Regions from separate parts of the Homo sapiens genome. Here all the other regions are linked to region 4. The links are chromatin contacts, found by Hi-C or POLR2A ChIA-PET in ENCODE. All regions are on one chromosome and are shown on one strand. Each heading gives the region's core, a stretch centred on a gene start or an enhancer-like site at or near the end of the contact. The rest is flanking DNA. Distances are from core to core; before and after follow the strand shown.

Region 1 (3,289 bases), core at 470-2,969, 230 kb before region 4:
CCAAAAGATAAGCCAAATCCAGAAACAGCTGTGGCTCAACCCCCAGCAATGGACTGGAAATCCATGAGACAGCTCCGCAGATAGAGAATGAAAAGTCTGTTCTTACATACGTTATACTCAGAGTAAGTAATCTTATGTGTAAAAGCAGCCAGGGAAAAACAAAATCAAAATGTCCCTTCCCCAAAACCCTTCTAGGAAACAGTCATCTTGTGAAAAAACAAAGTTTTGGCCCAGTGTTTTGAAAATATCTTACAGTGAGGCATACATTTTTTAAAAATGTATAACCCAAATTTATTACTTATTTATTGCTACATAACAAGTCACTTCCAAACACTGTGCTGTAAAACAACAGTCTTACTATCTGTCACATTTTCTGTGGGCCAGGAATTCAAACAGAGCACAGTGGAGATGGCTAATCTCCTCCAGAATGTCTGGAACTTCAACCAAAAAACTTGAAGGCTGGAGGCTGGAATAGGCTGATGGCTTCTTCATGTACATGCCTAACAGTTCATACTGGCTGTTGACTAAGGGCCAGCAGCATCACCCACACCTGGCCTCACTATGTGGCCTGGGCTTCCTCACAACATGGCAGCTGGGATCAAAAGGCAAGCATCAGCAGCGTGCAGTAGCACATGTCTGTAATCCCAGCGCTTTGGAAGGTCAAGGCAGGAGAATCACTTGAGCCCAGGAGTTTGAGACCAGTCTGGGCAACATAGTGAGACACTGTCTCTACAAAAAATTTAAAAATTATCCAGGTGTGGTGGCACACACCTGTAGTCCCAGAAACTCAGGAGGCTGAGGTGGGAGAGATTGCTTGAGGCCAGGAGGTTGAGGCTACAGTGAGCCCTGATTTCACCACTGCACTTCAGCCCGGGGAACAGAGCAAAACTCTGTCTCAAAACAGGGGGAAAAAAGGGAGGAAAAAAAGTATTCCAAGACAGAACCAGAGAAAAAAGTATTGCCTTTTATGACCTCACTCTGGAAATCATTCAGCATCCCTTTGGCCATGTTCCATCACTTGGTGCGGTTACAAAGATCTGTCTAAATTCCTTAGAAAGGAAGGAGACATACACCCCACCTCTCATGACACAGCGTAGAAAGAGCATGTAGGATGTGATATGTAGCTACATATTGGTGTAGCCAACTTTGGAAAACACAGTTTGCCACATTGTGCTTTATCTCAGTTAATCCTCACCCCCAAAAGAAACTGTATGCTATTACTATTTTACAGTAAAGGAAATGAAAGCTCAGAGAAGTGAAATAACTTTCCAAAGTCACACACTTAGTAAATGGCAGAGTAGAGATTCTGACTCCAGTGTCGAAGTCCTTGATCCCCAACCTGCTCTTCCTGCCATAGGTCACATTGCCTTATCTACAATTACAGAAGCTGGAAGTTCAAGTTCCAGGTCTCCTTATAAATATGTACAAGTTCTTAGAAGAAAAATAAATATAGAGGCATTGGATTCTCTGCTCCTTCTATACTCAGGGCTGCAGCTTCAGAGTAGACTTTATAGAAATATTCTATTAGGCCCAACAGTACCAAGTACATTCACAGCCCAGGGGAGACATCAGTGGGCTTCATATGCCGCCAAAGAATAAGCCCAAAAGTACCTGCAAAATGGCCAGTGCACTTGGCACTGTTAGTTGCCACCATTTGGACCTTATCCAATTGACCCTAAAATTGGCCCAAGTACTTGTGGTAGCCAACTTCCACAAGGTGGCCCCAGCGATCTTTACCTCTGGGTATTCACACCCTTGTGTAATCTCCTCCCACACTCTGTCAAAGTCGGTCTGTGTGACCAACAGCATAAGGCAGAAAATGGTGTATTACTTCCAATATTTGGTTTTAAGATACCATGACTTCCATCATGGGCTCTCTCATCACTCACAAGGGAAGCCAGTCGCCATGTTGTGAGGACAGGCAGGCAGCCCATGGAAAGGCCTGGAAAGCAAGGAACTGACACCCTAGCCAACAGCCAGCAAAGAACTGAGGCCTGCCAACAACCATTTGAGTGAGTTTATACACAGATTTTCCAGCCCCGGTCAATCCTTGAGATGACCACAACCCCAGTGAACAGCCTGGCTGCAACTTCATGAAAGACTGCCTCAGAGCTACCCAGCTAAGCTGGTCCCAGATTCCCTGACCCTCAGAATAAATGTTTATTGTTTAATGTTTACATTTAATGTTATCAATAAACCGATACCTTTAGGGGTCATTTGTTACATAGTAATGGATAACTAACAGAGTATTGAATTTAAAATCATGATTATCTGTTAGTAGAAAGAGTTGGGGCTTTGGAGACAAGCACACTGCCTTTAAATCCTGATTCCACCACTCCCTGGGTGAATAGCATGGACTCTCTGAGCCTCAGTTTCCTCATAAGAATGGGGATGATAAATTTATTCTCAAGACTGAGGATCAAAGGAAAGAAGTTAGAACAGGGAATATTCCTCTTCTTCCTTCTCAACATTTAATTTTTTAATTTTATTTATATTTATATTTTATTTTATTTTATTTTTGAGACGGAGTCTCACTCTTTCGCCCAGGCTGGAGTCAAGTGGCACAATCTCAGCTAAATGCAACCTCCTCGCCTTGGATTCAAGCGATTCTCCTGCCTCAGCCTCCCGAGTATCTGGGATTACAGGCACCCGACACCACACCCAGCTAGTTTTTGTATTTTTAGTAGAGACGTGGTTTCACCGTGTTGGCCAGGGTGGTCTCAAACTCCTGACCTCAGGTGATCCATCGCCTCGGCCTCCTAAAGTGCTATGATTACAGGCGTGAGCCACCACGCCCAGACCCTTCTCAACATTTTAAAACCGGAGTGAGGAATTGCCTCAGAGCAAGCACAACTTGCTCTGGTGATAATAATAATTGTACAACCAACTTCACTTATACTTTTATTCTTTCTATAGACACATTAGAAAGAGTGTAGCATTAATAGTAACATATCATGTATGTTTAAATCCTGTTATGCAGAAATGATAAACCAAAAAATCTGCTTATAGTATAAGAAAATAGTTACATTATTAAACAAACACCGTGAACATATTTTAGCTGCTTCCCATCTACATATAATCGGTCAACAATTCATAGACAACTATTTATTGGGTTCCCATTATGTCCCAGATATTGTCCTAGGTTCTATGAGGAATGAAAAATAGTCTAAGAAGGGCTGGGCACTGTGGCTCATGCCTGTAATCCCAGCACGTTGGGGGGCCGAGGCAGGTGGATCACCTGAGGTCAGGAGTTCGAGACCAGCCTGACCTACATGGTGAAACCCTGTCT
Region 2 (3,282 bases), core at 783-3,282, 150 kb after region 4:
TTAATTTTTGAAAGGTGAACTGCTTCCCTTTAATAAATTAATATCTATTTATATTTTTCTCTTGATTTGGGTCAAGATGTGTGATCATGAGTGCTTTGAGTGATAGGTGGAACAGGAGAATATAAAAACAAATCTGCTAAATACACTAGAAAGCATTTTAGTAAGAAATGCTGGCCCTTCCTTAAAACATTTCTCTTGCATATACCAGGATGGGAGTAAAAGATGCCTTAACATTTAATTTCTGTATTGTTGAAGACACTGATTTTAATGAAATCCTACTTTTCTGAAGAAAAAAAAAAAATTAGCCAGGCATGGTGGCGGGCGCCTGTAGTCCCAGCTACTTGGGAGGCTGAGGCAGGAGAATGGCATGAACCCAGGAGGCGGAGCTTGCAGCAAGCCTAGTTTGCGCCGCTGCACTCCAGCCTGGGCGACAGAACAAGACTCCGTCTCAAAAAAAAAGGTGGGGGGGAGAAAATGTGGCACATATACACCATGGAATACTATGCAGCCATAAAAAAGGATGAGTTCATGTCCCTTGTAGGGACATGGATGAAGCTGGAAACCACCATTCTGAGCAAACTATTGCAAGGACAGAAAACCAAACACCGCATGTTCTCACTCATAGGTGGGAATTGAACAATGAGAACACTTGGACACAGGGCGGGGAACATCACACACCAGGGCCTGTCGTGGGGTGGGAGCTGGGGGAGGGACAGCATTAGGAGAAACACCTAATGTAAATGATGAGTTAATGGGTGCAGCAAACCAACATGGCACATACATACATATGTAACAAACCTGCACGTTGTGCACATGTACCCTAGAACTTAAAGTATAATTAAAAAAAAAATGACCTGAGTAAAAAGTAATTAACATTTAATTAGGGGTGGCATTAAATCCACAAGATTTATGGAAATAAAAGGGAAGAGCTCTTAATTTTCATATTCTTATATGAAAATTAATTCATATTACTAAAAGAAAATTAAGGAGGTTATGGCTGATGTCCATCCTGGCAGCATTATACACTGAAAAAAAACCCAGAAAACTGGGATTTGAATCTTGACTCTTTAGTATCTCTGATCCCTTAAATCAAGTCTCATCTTTCGTAAACCTGTTTCTTCATCTATAAAATGATGTCAAAGTAATAACTCAATTCGTACAGTTTAATGGTTACATAGTAAAAAAACAAAACACACGAATATGTGGCAGAGGGTCAAACTATGTGAAAAGCTAGTGAAAACGTTTGGAAGAAATTTTCACCAAGTGATAAAGAGCAGTTACAACCTGTTCACTGTTTTGGATCTTTTGTTAACAGCTGAAAAAAACAGAAATATTTTGAGAAAATCGGTAGAGTTGACTTCAAAAGTTTTCATTACGACCTGAAAACATGAAATTTGCAATGGTATACTTTGCTGTACTACAAACCCAAGAAAACATCCATCTCAAAATCACAAGTGAGGACAATGTTAACTTGTTTATTTGATCTCAATGGCACTGCTAATGTAGCACAAGACCAAGAGTCAATTGGACCCATTGTTCAAGACTGCTGAATGTTAACAAGGAGTTAACTGTGGCTTAGAAACTAGTTTCATCATCCTATTTTGGCTCACAGTCCATGAGTCAAAAACAATAAACCAAAAGCTCTAACAACCCAGATTGCCTATCCAGGTTATTCACCAAACTCGGCACTTAATGACTTTTAGCTGGTTCCAAAAATTGATTCTAACATCAAAGGATAAAGATTTATGACCAATGAACATATTCAAATCCTAAAGAAGACCTTGGGGTACAATGGCAGCATTGTTGGGGTAAGTACACTACACACCATTTGGAAGCCAGATTCATTTCAATTTGAAACTAGTAACTGTATTTATAAATAAGTCTCAGACCATAAACCACAGAAAGTGCACAGCAGTGCCACCTTAAATCCTTTTTGGAACAAGGCAGGCTATGCATGTATGCATACTAAAGTAAACAGAGTTGTCTTGCCCAAAGACTTGCCCTGATTTTGTCTTAACTGTTCATTTCCCATTAGACAGTATCCCGAGCCTTACTTAGATGACTCAAAGAAAAACTGATAAACTGAAAAACAAAATATTTGGTCCACCTTTCCGTTTTAGTATCATGACTACAGGAATCTTGAAACAGATGATATATAGACAATCCACTGTGAAAACCGCAGGGCTGCCCTGGCCCCGGGCTACAATCACTGATTGATACATGCTGCCTACAGATGCCCTCAGACTAGGGACACCCTCTTCACTAAAAGAAAGACTAAAAGCCTTCTTAGCCTAAATAGAAGTCAAAAAGCATACAGCTTTAAAACCAAACTATTACACAGCTAAATATCCTGACCTAACAAAGATAAAAACTATCCTCTAGTCTAAACTTTAGAAGCATCTAGAACCACAGCAATAAATATTATTCAAAATACTTTAGGTCAAGTTCATATTTTCATAGGTTTCCATGTTTTCTGGGATTTCTAAAATCTTGGAGACAACAGAGGATGATTATTTAACAAAAATCCTGTTGCCAGCCAGGCGCTGTGGCTCATGCCTGTAATCCCAGCACTTTGGGAGACTGAGGCAGGCAGATCACCTGAAGTCAAGAGTTCAAGGCCAGCCTGACCCACATAGTGAAACCCTATCTCCACTAAAAACACAAAATTAGCCGGGTATTTTTACAGGTGGTGGGCACCTGTAATCCCAGCTACTGGGGAGGCTGAGGCAGGAGAATCTCTTGAACCCAAGAGGCAGAGGTTGCAGTGAGCCGAGACTGTGCCACACAGTCTCGCACAATAGAGCGAGACTCTGTCACAAAAAAAATTTTCTGCTGCCTACTAGTTTATTATAACAGTATACAAAAGACCAAGGAAATTGTAGAGAAATAACTTTATTTAAATGCATCTGACAGATAAATCTATGTTCGCTTCTTCATTCCTGTGTTACTTTAATTCTTCTGTGTAATTTTGGGGAGAGTCAGTGTTGAATTACCCAACAGGAAAAAAATGAAGCACACTGTTGGAGAGGAAAACACTCTTTCCCTACCCTCTTAGATTCAGTGGCTGGGGTCCCTGAATTTAACAGATAAAAGATTAACAGGAGGGGGAAAAAAAGCAGTTTACCTATGCATGCAATGTGCATACACAAAGGAGAACTCAGTGTTAACTCAAAAGGGTGATTAAAATTTGGGTTTACACACCATCTTAACAAAGGGTGATAAAGTACGGGGAAAAGGCTAGACTGAGGAAAACAAGTTCTGGACTTTGAGGGAGGTACAAAT
Region 3 (3,263 bases), core at 554-3,053, 170 kb before region 4:
ATGCACTGTAATGAGGATAGCCAGTATGTGAACCCCCCTCCTGCTTTGTCAAGGTTTTTTATATGCTTGCACAGCTAGCTCTGTGTTCCCAGCTGTAAGGCCTGGGATTTGCAGTTTATCCCCTGGGGGGTAAATAATAGGAGCTGCAATCTTCTGCCAGAAAAGAACTTGCTTCACCAGCTTGGACACTCAGTTGATGATGAACGCAAAAGATTTTCTGGAAAATAAAATGAGATACCCCATGGGCCAACCTTTGAAAACTGTGAGGTGCCAAGTAAATGTGAGTCATCGCAGTTCTAATAATTATCAGGGCTAGGTAGGTGGGTTTTCTTGAAAAGGATGAAGCCTCAGAACTTATGGCTTAGTGCCTAAAGGGAGCTTCATGATTTTCCTTGCAGGAATTTCTGGAGACAGACAACTCAAAATTTTCCCTTTGGAGTTTCTGATGCAGTGTTGAATCCACAGATTCTAGAGGCAGACTTGGGTTGGAAGTCTGGCTCTGCCATTTATCTGTGTGAACTAGGGCAATTCTCCCCTCTGGAAAATGGGAATACTCTATTACTGGATGTGGTTGTGAAAGAAGTAGTGGATGTAAAATGCTTAGCATAATGTATAAGCATTAATAGAGGCACAATGCATGGTTACCTGTATCATGTACCTTTCATGAGAAAATTGGTCTGGTTTAGCACTGAGGCAATGGAAGGGAAGGAGAGACAACACTGTGACATGTCTAATATAAAGCACACAAGAAAAATAAGCAATGGGGACATTTATTATATACAGGCCCAACCAAAGATTCCAGGGACTCAGGGTGAGAAGCACCCAATGCTTTCCTCAAGCAACTGGGTTCTTGGAGAGCCCAAGAAGTACTGGTATTAAGTACCAAAGTCTATGTCTGTCAGTGCAGGAAAAGAACTATAGATGGTCATGTAGACTATGTGGAGAGAAGGTATCTCTTGGAATGTGTCTGAGGAAGTAAATTTTAGCTGTATAGCCTATGCAATGCTGAAAATGGGTGAGAATGGATGACGGCAGGATTCTAGAACCTACTATTGTCGTTGTCAGTAATGAGTCACAAAAGTCACATAGCGAACATATGAAACACACAGTATAATTATGCTGCTCATTTGCACACGGGTAACACAAATCTTGTCCACAGCCTGTTCCGAAGCTACAATCCAAAAAATGGCATTTGGCTTCTGCCTCAAATAACAGAAAGTTGAATCCAAATACAAATTTTTATACTAATTATTATTTTCTGTCATTCTTCATCTTGTTTGCTAACCATTTAGCTTGAATATTAACACAAATATTTGTTGACAGTGTGCAATTATATGCACTGTGAAGGATGCAAAGGAATTTAACATGTTCCCAGACTTCAGAATTGGCATCAATTGACTCAAAAGGGAACCAAAGATGAGTATCAAACCCAGGCCTTCATTCTTTATTTTTTGGTTCCTCTTTAACATTTTCCACTTTCCTACTAGCAGATTCTGACATCTGAGTCAAGATTACTTGTCTTTAATCATGTTAGTACTGACTCGATCTATTTATATGTTAGAGTAGCTAGCACTAATCGAGCTTCTACTATGTGCCAGGCATTCATGTCACAAGCATAGACCATTCAGTTAGTTCTCAGGACCCTATCTAGTATTTATTATCGTCCTCATTTTACAAATGAGAAAATTGAAGCCTAGAGATTAAAGAACTACTGTGAGGTCACAGCCTAATGTCTCATGGCTAGGAAACATGTAGGTGCAAAGAGGGGAGGTGGACTGAGATTTACATTTTTTCTAGCTGTTTGGAGTATTATCAGTTATAAGATAATGCACTAGAGGGCGCTAAATACACAAGCTTTAGCTGTTTCCATAATGCAGTTCCCACAGTAGTGAAAGATATATAATTGGTAATGGATGCAAGCCAAAAAGGCCCTCCCCAAAAAAGATGCAATTTATGATAACTGAGAAGCTGTATTTCTGTCCCCTCAATTAAGAAAAACCCTCATTTTATATTGAGCAATATTTATATTTTGTCTCTAATTTGATATTGATTGCTATTCAAAGTTCCTTTCAGTTAGAAGTTTAATTTTTCCTTGTTCTGCCTGCTGAATGACAAAGGGAAAGGGTAGAGTAACCTGGATGAAAATAAATTTTTAAAAATTGCACTGAGATACATTGCATCTTTTAAATTTTATTTAGCAAAGTTAAACATACATATATTTTAAAAGAGAAAAAGAGGAACTCACCCAACCCTCATATCCAAGAGCTTAAAATCACAGGAACTCAAGACCCATCCTCAACTTCAAATGCCAGTCATTATTTTAGAGGTAACTCAGATTTCTAAGTAATGCTTCTGTTTCTCGATTTATCAAATAGACATTATTTATTTTGTTTTCCTACATGAGAATTGAGTAGTTAACAGAATACCCATCTCTTATCAGTAACAAAGATTTACAAAATAACTTTTGTTTTTCATAATTACAAAAGCAATACATTATTATTGAAGAACATGTTTTAAAAAAAGACAAAAAGTAACAAAACTCTCCATTATCCCAACAGGCAGAGGAAGTTATTACCATTTTAATGCATATCCTTAACACATACATGTAAAAGATACATATACACATAAAAATATAAATGTTTAACAGAAATTACTTTGTACACAATATTTGATTAAACTATGATCTGTCTTCTTTCATTTTCGTTTTATTGTAGTAAAATTTACATAAAATGCATAAATCTTAAATCTATACATTTTTACATTACATAGAAATGTGTAATTATATACTCCATGCTCCCTCCCAATCAGTGCTGCCTCAAAACGAACTGCTCTTCTAATTTTAGAGCTTAACTCTTCTCGTCTCTATCACCACAGATTAGTTGTATTTTTAAGCTTCATGTAAAATTTTCCATGTCAACTTTGAAAACATGACAGTTAAAAGTTCTAAGGAATCTCCAGTTCTCCAACTGGTGTGGGAATCAGATAACTTGACTCCAGTGTGAATTGTGGTTACTGATGGTATCACTGAGTCTGTTATGGGCCACCCAGTCTTAAGGGCCAAGAATTTATGGCCCTGCAGGGATTGCAGAAAGAAACCAAACCGAAGTTCATAACTCAGCCTAAAAGGAGAAAGTTCTATTACTCAGTATCTCAAGACTAAGTGGATCATAAATGGTGTCACAAGTTTGCAGTTTTTTTTTCCTGTGGAAGATAATAATCTTTTGTATGTTTAATTCGTTATCATTGCCTTATAAATTATCACA
Region 4 (2,975 bases), core at 54-2,553:
GCAGGTGGATCACCTGAGGTCTGGAGTTCAAGACCAGCCTGGCCAACACGGTGAAACCCCCTCTCTACTAAAAATACAAAAATAAGCCAGGCATGGTGGTGCATGCCTGTAATCGCTGCTACTCAGGAGGTTGAGGCAGGAGAATCACTTGAACCCAGAAAGCGGTGGTTGCAGTGAGCTGAGATCGTGTCACCACACTCCAGTATGGGCAACAGAGTGAGGTTCTGTCTCAAAAAAAAAAAAAAAAAAATTATCTGGGTCTCAGTTGTTTCCATTTCTAATATAAAAGGACTATACTTGATAACCCGTATGGTACATCCCAGCAACAAAACTTTGATTCCATAATTTAATTTTGAACTACTTTTTTCTTTTTTTGAGATGGAGTCTCACTCTATCACCCAGGCTGGAGTGCAGTGGCACGATCTTGGCTCACTGCAACCTCCACCTACTGGGTTCAAGCAATTCTCCTGCCTCAGCCTCCCTAGTAGCTGGGATTACAGGCACATGTCACCATGCCCAGCTACTTTTTGTATTTTAGTAGAGACGGGGTTTTCGCCATGTTGGCCAGGCTGGTCTCAAACTCCTGACCTCAGGTGATCTACACATTTCGGCCTCCCAAAGTGCTAGGATTACAGGCGTGAGCCACCATGCCTGGCCAGAACTACTATTTTTAAATGGTTTTATTTTCAAAAATAACATTTGTCTTTCCAGTGAAGTTTTAAGTAATAATGCACCCCAGAATCAACCAACATTGACGAGAACTCCTACAATTATTTATACAGGATAACTGTGACAATGGGAAAAACAAAAACACAAACCAAAAGGAATCATGTTTCATCCCCATGGATAGATCTCCCCTTGCAAAATCTGACAGAGTTAAGTCTTTACTAATTCTTTCCTCTGTTGCTTTTACTTGTCAAATCACAGTATGTTCATCTTTCTTGCCTAAAAACCTTAATACGGCTGGGCGCGGTGACTCACGCCTGTAATCCCAGCACTTTGGGAGGCCGAAATGGGCGGATCACAAGGTCAGGAGATCCAGACCATCCTGGCCAACATGGTGAAACCCCATCTCTACTAAAAATACAAAAATTAGCTGGGTGTGGTGGTGCATGCCTGTAATCCCAGCTATTCAGGAGTCTGAGGCACAAGAATTGCTTGAACTCAGGAGGCGGAGGTTGCAGTGAGCCGAGATCGCGCCACTGCACTCCAGCCTGGTGACAGAGCAAGATTCCGTCTCAAAAACAAACAAAAAACCTTAATACTTGGTGCTAGCAGCAGGAGGCAGCAGAGATCCTTTGGCTGCCAGGGAAGCTGAGATCAACCTAAGCCCAGACGAGCCAGGGACGTGACTCTCAATCATCCCACTCAGGGAGCCATTTCACACACATGAGGAACAAGTGCCAGGTTTCTCTGGGTAAAGTCAGACTTTGAGTTCAGCAGCAGTGCGGAAAAGAAGGCTAAGTCTAGGGCTGGGAGCTAGAAGCCCCGAGTCCCATTCCAAATTAACTAGCTACAGGTTCAGAGAAAGTTCCTTCTTTTCCTTGAACCTCAAATTCATCTTCAAAATAAGGGGCTTGGTTAAAATGGTCTCAAAGCTTGCTTTCTGTACATCAACATTTGTGTCAGATACCATCTATTACTGGTCTTCGCAACACAAATCTGCTCCTCTCCACCACAACTTGATTGAAATAGGTCCTGTAATCTTGTAGATAAGTCGGGGAACAGTCAAGCATAATGTGGAGACTCCTCTAAAGACTGTCTCCCTGGCCTTGCTCACAGCCCAGAGTGCAAAGCTTCCCCCAAAATTCTGAACTGTAAAAAGAAATAGAATGAGAGCAACTTTCCAAATTATGCTCTGCTACTGGTGATAAGCGGTGGACTTTCTTCCTCCCACACCTGAACAAAGGACACAGAGCAGGGAGACTCTGTCTCCTCCTACTCTGTGGGTAACAGAACCTAATGAAGCACCCAGAGAAACCCACGTGGGCAGCCAGATGGGCTGGCAGAGGAAGGAGGCGACCCCAAGCAGGAGTTCTTCATTGAGAATATTAATTACTTGTGGGCGTGCGGGACACCAGAGGGGTTCTCCGCAAGCCTAGAAGTTTCCTGCTGGAAACACTGAGGGTTCCACTAGATTTCCCTTCCACAGTGAAACACACAAGGCAGGTCCCACCAACTGCCTGTGAAAACCAAGATGTTAAACTCAATGGAGGAGCTTGGAAATACCTGTTAACAATAAAAGAGGACAAGAGCCAGAGACACGCTCAAACCAAAAATCCAGGGGACGGCGTCCTTACCCACATTGTCCTGAAATAGCCTCTGCTCCTTTTTCTTTCATCTCTAACTGGTGAGAATTAATGAGAAAAGCCAGCAGCTGTACTTCTGAATGTCATCAGGAAGAAAGTTAAAGCTGCTGTGCCCAGCACTGGGACTGCACAAAGCAATGGCTCAGGAAAGCAGCTTAGTCCCTTGAAACAGAGCCACCTCACCACATTTCCTGAGTCAAGGGCTCAACATCCTGAGGAGAATTCCAAGTCAATACAGCATCGTGTGCACTACCATGCTGAACAAACCCAGTAATATCAAAATGTTTACCAAATTGACATGAAAGCTTCTGGTCTGAACTTGAACAATACTGGTTCAGTCATAACAAAATTTACTGATAAACAGGGCCACTGAAAGAATTACAATGGTAAATAAATACTAAGTGTAGAGAGACAAAATCAGCCAATGATACAGGTGAGAGGACCTGCGGGGCACCACCGTGGCTCTCGGCATACTAGAGGGTTGCACCCCAAAGGGAGAAGTCTGGAAAAACATTGGGTTTTAAAGGTCTCATCTGGTTACATATTATAATATCTACTTCATAAAATCTAATGGCTATACTTTTTTTGTTTGTTTGGAGACAGAGTCTGTCACCCAGGCTGAAGAGCAGCAGTGACACAATCTCGGCTCACTGCAACCTCCGTATC

Evidence for each region. A loop is a pair of places that touch in the nucleus more often than their neighbours do. ChIA-PET counts read pairs that join two places held with the same protein, here RNA polymerase II (POLR2A). Pooled maps may share reads with other maps.
Region 1: a pooled map shows a loop between it and region 4 (6-fold over the local background). The contact joins two enhancer-like sites. A Hi-C loop is called at or near these places in 7 of 50 pooled maps. POLR2A ChIA-PET finds 5 or more read pairs at or near these places in 2 of 52 experiments (H1 and activated T-cell).
Region 2: a pooled map shows a loop between it and region 4 (2.2-fold over the local background). The contact joins two enhancer-like sites. A Hi-C loop is called at or near these places in 3 of 50 pooled maps. POLR2A ChIA-PET finds 5 or more read pairs at or near these places in 4 of 52 experiments (AG04449, H1 and activated T-cell).
Region 3: a pooled map shows a loop between it and region 4 (4-fold over the local background). The contact joins two enhancer-like sites. A Hi-C loop is called at or near these places in 9 of 50 pooled maps. POLR2A ChIA-PET finds 5 or more read pairs at or near these places in 2 of 52 experiments (AG04449 and endothelial cell of umbilical vein).

What each region holds. Positions count from the first base shown.
Region 1 is chr7:104,921,337-104,924,625 of GRCh38, forward strand. The region is part of intron 1 of LHFPL3-AS2 (LHFPL3 antisense RNA 2); the gene reads right to left. Among named protein-coding and RNA genes, the nearest start is that of LHFPL3-AS2, 3.7 kb to the right of the region's middle. Within about 2 kb of position 1,720, at least 16 of the 41 ENCODE cell types and tissues checked have a DNase peak (open chromatin) inside an H3K27ac peak, as active enhancers do.
Region 2 is chr7:105,302,624-105,305,905 of GRCh38, forward strand. All of the region lies in intron 2 of SRPK2 (SRSF protein kinase 2), which reads right to left. Among named protein-coding and RNA genes, the nearest start is that of SRPK2, 85 kb to the right of the region's middle. Within about 2 kb of position 2,033, at least 6 of the 41 ENCODE cell types and tissues checked have a DNase peak (open chromatin) inside an H3K27ac peak, as active enhancers do.
Region 3 is chr7:104,979,573-104,982,835 of GRCh38, forward strand. LINC01004 (long intergenic non-protein coding RNA 1004) reads right to left here. Exons shown (of 1, transcript NR_039981.2): 1 at 2,175-3,263. Among named protein-coding and RNA genes, the nearest start is that of LINC01004, 10 kb to the right of the region's middle. Within about 2 kb of position 1,804, at least 3 of the 41 ENCODE cell types and tissues checked have a DNase peak (open chromatin) inside an H3K27ac peak, as active enhancers do.
Region 4 is chr7:105,151,793-105,154,767 of GRCh38, forward strand. The region is part of intron 7 of SRPK2 (SRSF protein kinase 2); the gene reads right to left. Among named protein-coding and RNA genes, the nearest start is that of KMT2E, 140 kb to the left of the region's middle. Within about 2 kb of position 1,304, at least 2 of the 41 ENCODE cell types and tissues checked have a DNase peak (open chromatin) inside an H3K27ac peak, as active enhancers do.